Regions from separate parts of the Homo sapiens genome. Here region 1 is linked to region 2. Evidence: read pairs that join two places in POLR2A ChIA-PET (ENCODE). Cell type or tissue: Panc1. All regions are shown on one strand. Links, peaks and the distances in the headings refer to the core of each region. The heading gives the core; the rest is flanking DNA.

The links. Peaks named below come from ENCODE experiments on the same cell type or tissue, not always from the same donor. Only the 100,000 strongest peaks of a DNase experiment are listed, where the experiment ranks them.
Region 1: POLR2A ChIA-PET joins it to region 2 with 12 read pairs; 1 of 35 experiments calls an interaction of 5 or more read pairs at or near these places.

What each region holds. Positions count from the first base shown.
Region 1 is chr2:169,450,610-169,453,425 of GRCh38, forward strand. No RefSeq gene overlaps it. Among named protein-coding and RNA genes, the nearest start is that of BBS5, 27 kb to the right of the region's middle. RefSeq lists a silencer at 943-1,098. In Panc1, for the core only: CTCF peaks have their summits at 1,657 (motif pointing right) and 1,857; a DNase peak (open chromatin) is centred at 1,712; H3K4me3 peaks cover 711 bases.
Region 2 is chr2:170,842,662-170,845,477 of GRCh38, forward strand. It overlaps GAD1 (glutamate decarboxylase 1), which reads left to right. Exons shown (of 17, transcript NM_000817.3): 7 at 1,384-1,496. Among named protein-coding and RNA genes, the nearest start is that of GAD1-AS1, 25 kb to the left of the region's middle. In Panc1, for the core only: no CTCF peak of the experiment used is centred there; a DNase peak (open chromatin) is centred at 1,260.

The DNA.
Region 1 (2,816 bases), core at 248-2,747, 1.4 Mb before region 2:
CAGAGTCTTGATCTATCGCCTAGGCTGGAGTGCAGTGGCGCGATCTCAGCTCACTTCAACCTCCACCTCCGGGTTCAAACAATTCTCCTGCCTCAGCCTCCTGAGTAGCTGGGATTACAGGCATGTGCCACCATGCCTGCCAATTTTCGTATTTTTGGTAGAGACGGGGTTTCAGTATGTTGGCCAGGCTGGTCTCGAACTCCTGACCTTGTGATCTGCCCGCCTCAGCCTCCCAAAGTGTTGGGATTATGGGCATGAGCCACTGTGCCCGGCTATAGTTAAAATTCTTATGTTCGTATAGGCCATTATTATTTTCAAACATAAGCATAAATTTTCCCAGTGGATTCTTTGTATACTTTGAATACAAGTTCTTTATCATATGTGTTTTGCAAATATTTTTTCTTAGTCTGTGTCTTGTCTTTCCATACTCTAAACAGTATCTTTTGCAGAGCAGAAGTTTTAAATTTTAATAAAATCCCACAAACCACTTTTTTCTTTCATGGATTGTACTTTTGGTGTTGCATCGAAAAACTCATCCCTACCAATTGATTCTCTGATATTATTCTCTGATATAATTGTGTTTATATCAGAGAAATAATTCTCTGATATTACTTATCTCCATTTTGCAGATGAAAAAACCAAGACTCAAAGATTAACTAACTTGACTTAGCTCAGACCTGCAGCAAGTAATAGATTTGGGACTGATTTATATTCCATTGCTTTTTCCACTATATGATGTTGCAATGCTATCTGATCCTATTATTCTTGCTTTTGTTTTCTTTGCTTTTCTTTCGTTTTTTCTTTTCTCTTTTAAAGTTGTTTTTGGCTGAGTGTGGTGGCTCAAGCCTATCATCTCAGCACTTTGGGAGGCCGAGGCAGGTGGATCACCTGAGGTCAGGTGTTCAAGACCAGCCTGGCCAACATGGCGAAATCCCATCTCTACTAAAAATACAAAAAAATTAGCCAAAATACAAAAAATTAGCCCAGCATGGTGACGGTGCCTGTAGTCCCAGCTACTCGGGAGGCTGAGACTGGAGAATCGCTTGAACCTGGGAGTCAGAGGTTGCAGTGAGCCGAGATTGCGCCACTGCACTCTAGCCTGGGTGACAGAGCGAGACTTAAGTGCTGGGATTACAGGCGTGAGCCACCATGCCCAGCCACAAAGTTGTTTTTAACATAGGATGAGCATGGTTTGCTAGAAGAAATGGCAGCTTCCAGAGAAAAAGACATTGATGAAGCTAATCCAAAGTCTATCATAACGGCATTGTTAGAAACATGCTCTAAGGTAGCAATGCTAAGGATTGTGAGAGTCCGGGGAACCAGAGGAGCATGTTATAAAAACAAGAGCTCGTTTCCCTAGACATACACATACACACAACATTTTCCATACAATTTTAGGGGTTCTGAATGTGATGGCTGCTCTTCGACACAAAATATATGCAGAATTAATTCCCCAGGTTATCTAGGGAAAATATAAAATAATGTAAGAAAATAATACCTATAAAAGCAACATCATAATTCCTGTAAATAATGAGCATTCCCTAAATTCTCTGAATTTAATGCAAAGTCTGATTAATTTGGTTCATAGTAATTTTTGTCTTCAAGTAGAGAATCCATACCCACTCTGCTTAATAGCCTCTATTCTATAAATTGGCCACAGGATGTCACTGTTGTTCTAAGGAAAAACTTGAACAGCCTACCACTCCCACAACTTCCACCTCCCACCCCTACCCCCACCCACAGTTCCCAACCTCCTTAATATAAAAGGACTAAGTAATGCCTGGGTGATGAGGAAGGGAGTGAATGAGAACATTACCTTTGCATCCCAAGAGCTTTGTTTTAGGGAAAAAAAAAAAAAAAAAAAAAGGCCAGGCACAGTAGCTCATGCCTATAATCCCAGCTCTTTGAGAGGACCAGGCGGGAGGATCACTTGAACCCAGGAGTTGGAGACCACCCTAGCAACATATTCAGATCCTCTCTACAAAAAAATTAAAAATTAGCCAGGTGTGGTGTCATGCACCTGTAGTCCCAGCTACTCAGGAGGCTGAGATGGGAGGATTGCTTAAACCCACAAAAATCAAGGCTTCAGTGAGTCATGATGGCCTCCACTGCACTCCAGCCTCGATGACAGGGCAAGACCTTGTCTCAAAATAATAATAATAAATGTAAAATGGGGGTGGAGCCAAGATGGCCGAACAGGAACAGCTCCAGTCTACAGCTCCAAGCATGAGCGATGCAGAAGATGGGTGATTTCTGCATTTCCAACTGAGGTACCGGGTTCATCTCACTGGGGAGTACCGGACAGTGGGTGCAGGATAGTGGGTGCAGCGCACCAAGCATGAGCCGAAGCAGGGCGAGGCATCACCTCACCTGGTAAGCACAAGGGGTCAGGGAATTCCCTTTCCTAGTCAAAGAAAGGGGTGACAGATGGCACCTGCAAAATCGGGTCAGTCCCACCCTAATACTGCGCTTTTCCAACAGGCTTAACAAACAGCACACCAGGAGATTATATCCTGCACATGGCTCAGAGGGTCCTAAGCCCACGGAGCCTCGCTCATTGCTAGCACAACAGTCTGAGATCAAACTGCAAGGCAGCAGCGAGGCTGGGGGAGGGGCGCCTGCCATAGCTGAGGCTTGAGTAGGTAAACAAAGCAGCTGGGAAGCTCGAACTGGGTGGAGCCCACCACAGCTCAAGGAGGCCTGTCTGCCGATGTAGGCTCCACCTCTGGGGGCAGGGCACAGACAAACCAAAGGCAGCAGTAACCTCTGCAGACTTAAATGTCCCTGTCTGACAGCTTTGAAGAGAGTAGTGGTTC
Region 2 (2,816 bases), core at 258-2,757:
CACACATGGTTTCCAAGGGTCTTCCTCCTAAATTTCCAGGGGCCTCCCAAGGAAAATGGACATATTCTTTTTGGAAATAAAATACTTCTACCAACATATCTGAGGATCCTTCAGGATCTTTTTGTCTTCTTTTACCTCCATGTGATTAATTTGACTGCTTTTTTCATCCACAATTAAAACTTAGTAGCTTCACCTGTGTCTTATGTAAAACAATAGTTATCTCATCCTTACAAATAGCTTTGCCTTACATTAAGCAAGCAAGAATTCCCATTAGTCTTCAACATTAGCACTTGGCTCAAACACCCTAACCAGTGATAAAGCTTCCCCATGTCACTTAGCTGAGTCAGTCTAGGCATCTCTTTTCGGTGAGGATGATCTGAGCCCAGCCTACAGACTCTAATGCTAAAGAATGCCAAGCAAAAACAAGAAAGACAAAAAGCCTCAGAGCTTAGTAAATATCTTTTTGTTTTCTGGCTTAATTTTCTGTGGACAGACCTTCCTTGATTTTTCTTAGGCCCCACGTTTGGTCTCACGATCTTGTTTCAATGACTAGTCTACCAGACTATGCCTCTGTGTTGAATTGCTTTGAAAAGAGCATGGCTTGCTACTTTTAAATCAGTTTCTTAGAAGACAAATGTAACCTTCCAAGATATCTGATGCCCACAGCTAGTTGTTTATGCCAGTTGACCGTCTTCTTGTTATTTATAATTTGTAATTAGAAAATCATCACTTAGAATTATTCTTGACAGATATTGACTTCAGAGAATTATAGAAACATAGCTGTCCTTGAGGATTATTACAGAAAAACCATGTAGATAATTATATTGAGATCTTTAAAACCTGGGTCAATATTTCCAATTATCTTCACAGTTAGCCTTCAGATGTTTACATTATTTTTAAAAGATAGACTTTGGCTCTGGCTTTTATATATTCTACAAGTGTGAAACTGGCAGTCAGCTTTTTTTTTTTTTTTTTTAAACAAATTGTAAACCAATTTTACATAGAACTTGGAATGCTTTTTTCAATTAACATTTGCATTGTCCTATAATCTTAGAGGTAAAAGGGACTCAGAAAAGTCATTTTCTTTCCTTCTATTCCTCTGGGTGGACCATGCCTAAGACATTCCATTCAGATAAGAATCTATTTTGTTGGTGAAGTATCACAGGGCTGGCACTTCCACCACCTCTCTCAGTAACCCAGGCTGGTTTCTGACATTTTATGATCGGCGACTTAATGCATTTCCAGGAAATGAATCATGTTAGTGGTTTGGAACAGCTTTTTTTTAGAACCCAACTACAAATACTAAACCAATCCTCTGTGTTCCTAAAATAAGTGGTTTGACTTCTTTATTTTCTTTCATCCTTCTTCTTACCACCTTTCCAGGTTTACATATGAAATTGCACCAGTGTTTGTCCTCATGGAACAAATAACACTTAAGAAGATGAGAGAGATAGTTGGATGGTCAAGTAAAGATGGTGATGGGATATTTTCTCCTGGTAGGTTTCTCTTCTCTTCCTCTTCTCAAGGTTTGGGATTCTTAAGAATACAAAATATGAAGTAGGTTTATGGAAGAATAATGCCTTAACATTTTTTTTGGATACCCTGACTTCCTATTTTTTCAAGATGAAGGCTAACAAAAATGCTACATTCTATATGAATTAACTAACAAAGGCTATGCTTAAATCTGTAAAAACTGACAAAGGCTGTGTCTAGATAATGCTAAATAACCCCATTTTTTCTTTTTTCTTTTTTTTTTTTTTTTTTTGAGACAGGGTCTCACTCTGTCATCCAGGCTAGAGTGCAGTGGTGTGATCCTAGCTCACTGCAGCCTCGAACTCCTGGGCTCAAGCAATCCTCCTGCTTCAGCTTCTCAAGTAGCTGGGACTATAGGCATGTGCCACCATGCCCAGCCGTTTTAAAATTTCTTTTGTAGAAACAAGGTCTCACTATTAAACAACTCCATTCTGTCAACAGCAGTTTGATTATGCTGGGGATCAGTGAATCAAGATTATTAATTAATTGATTGATTTCAGCCAAAATAGTATATCTACTTTGAATCTCTAGTTTGAAGTAGATAAAATAAGAATTTTTAAAACAAGAATAGGTATTCTGATGGTGTCAGAGACAGTGTGATTGTGTACAAGGGGAAAAGAAGAAATAAGAATTGCAGTTATCTAGGTAATTCAAGCAGACCACAAATTTGCCTAAGTTTAATTGTCAGATAATTAATGTAAAATTAACTAGTTTGTGTTGGCCAAACATACATAGTTATGTCAGTTCTCCTTGTGTCTTTATTTAGGTAAACATGAGTTTGTTCTTATTTTAATAAACTTAGAGCTCTCCTAAATGACTCAGTAACTCAGTTGGGCTGAAGAGAGCACCTAGGCAGGTAACCAAGAAATGTCATTGTTTCTTTCTGTAAGCTCCGTTACTCTTTCTTTCTCTGTCTTTCTGAACTCAGGGAACAGATTCATCTTTGTTCAGTAAATAGATTGAGCAGAAAGTAAAGCAGGAAGGATATAACTCACCTATCCCTTTGCAGCCACTGATGCAGCTACCTCTTATATTTCTGTCTAGACTTCAGGTGGAAAGCGCACTGAAGTACACGAATCACCTCCAGCCAAATTGCCTAGATAGCTTTGGTAATAAGTGTGACTACTTGTATTCCCAGGGTAAAGGGTCCAGTGGGAAGCCCCAGCAATAGGGAAGCCAGCAAAACCTATCAGGATATTATCCTTTCGCTTCCTGACCTCCCTTGTCTCTTGAGACACCAGCTCAGCGTTCGTTTTTAGAAACAATAATCAAAGAGCCCCAAC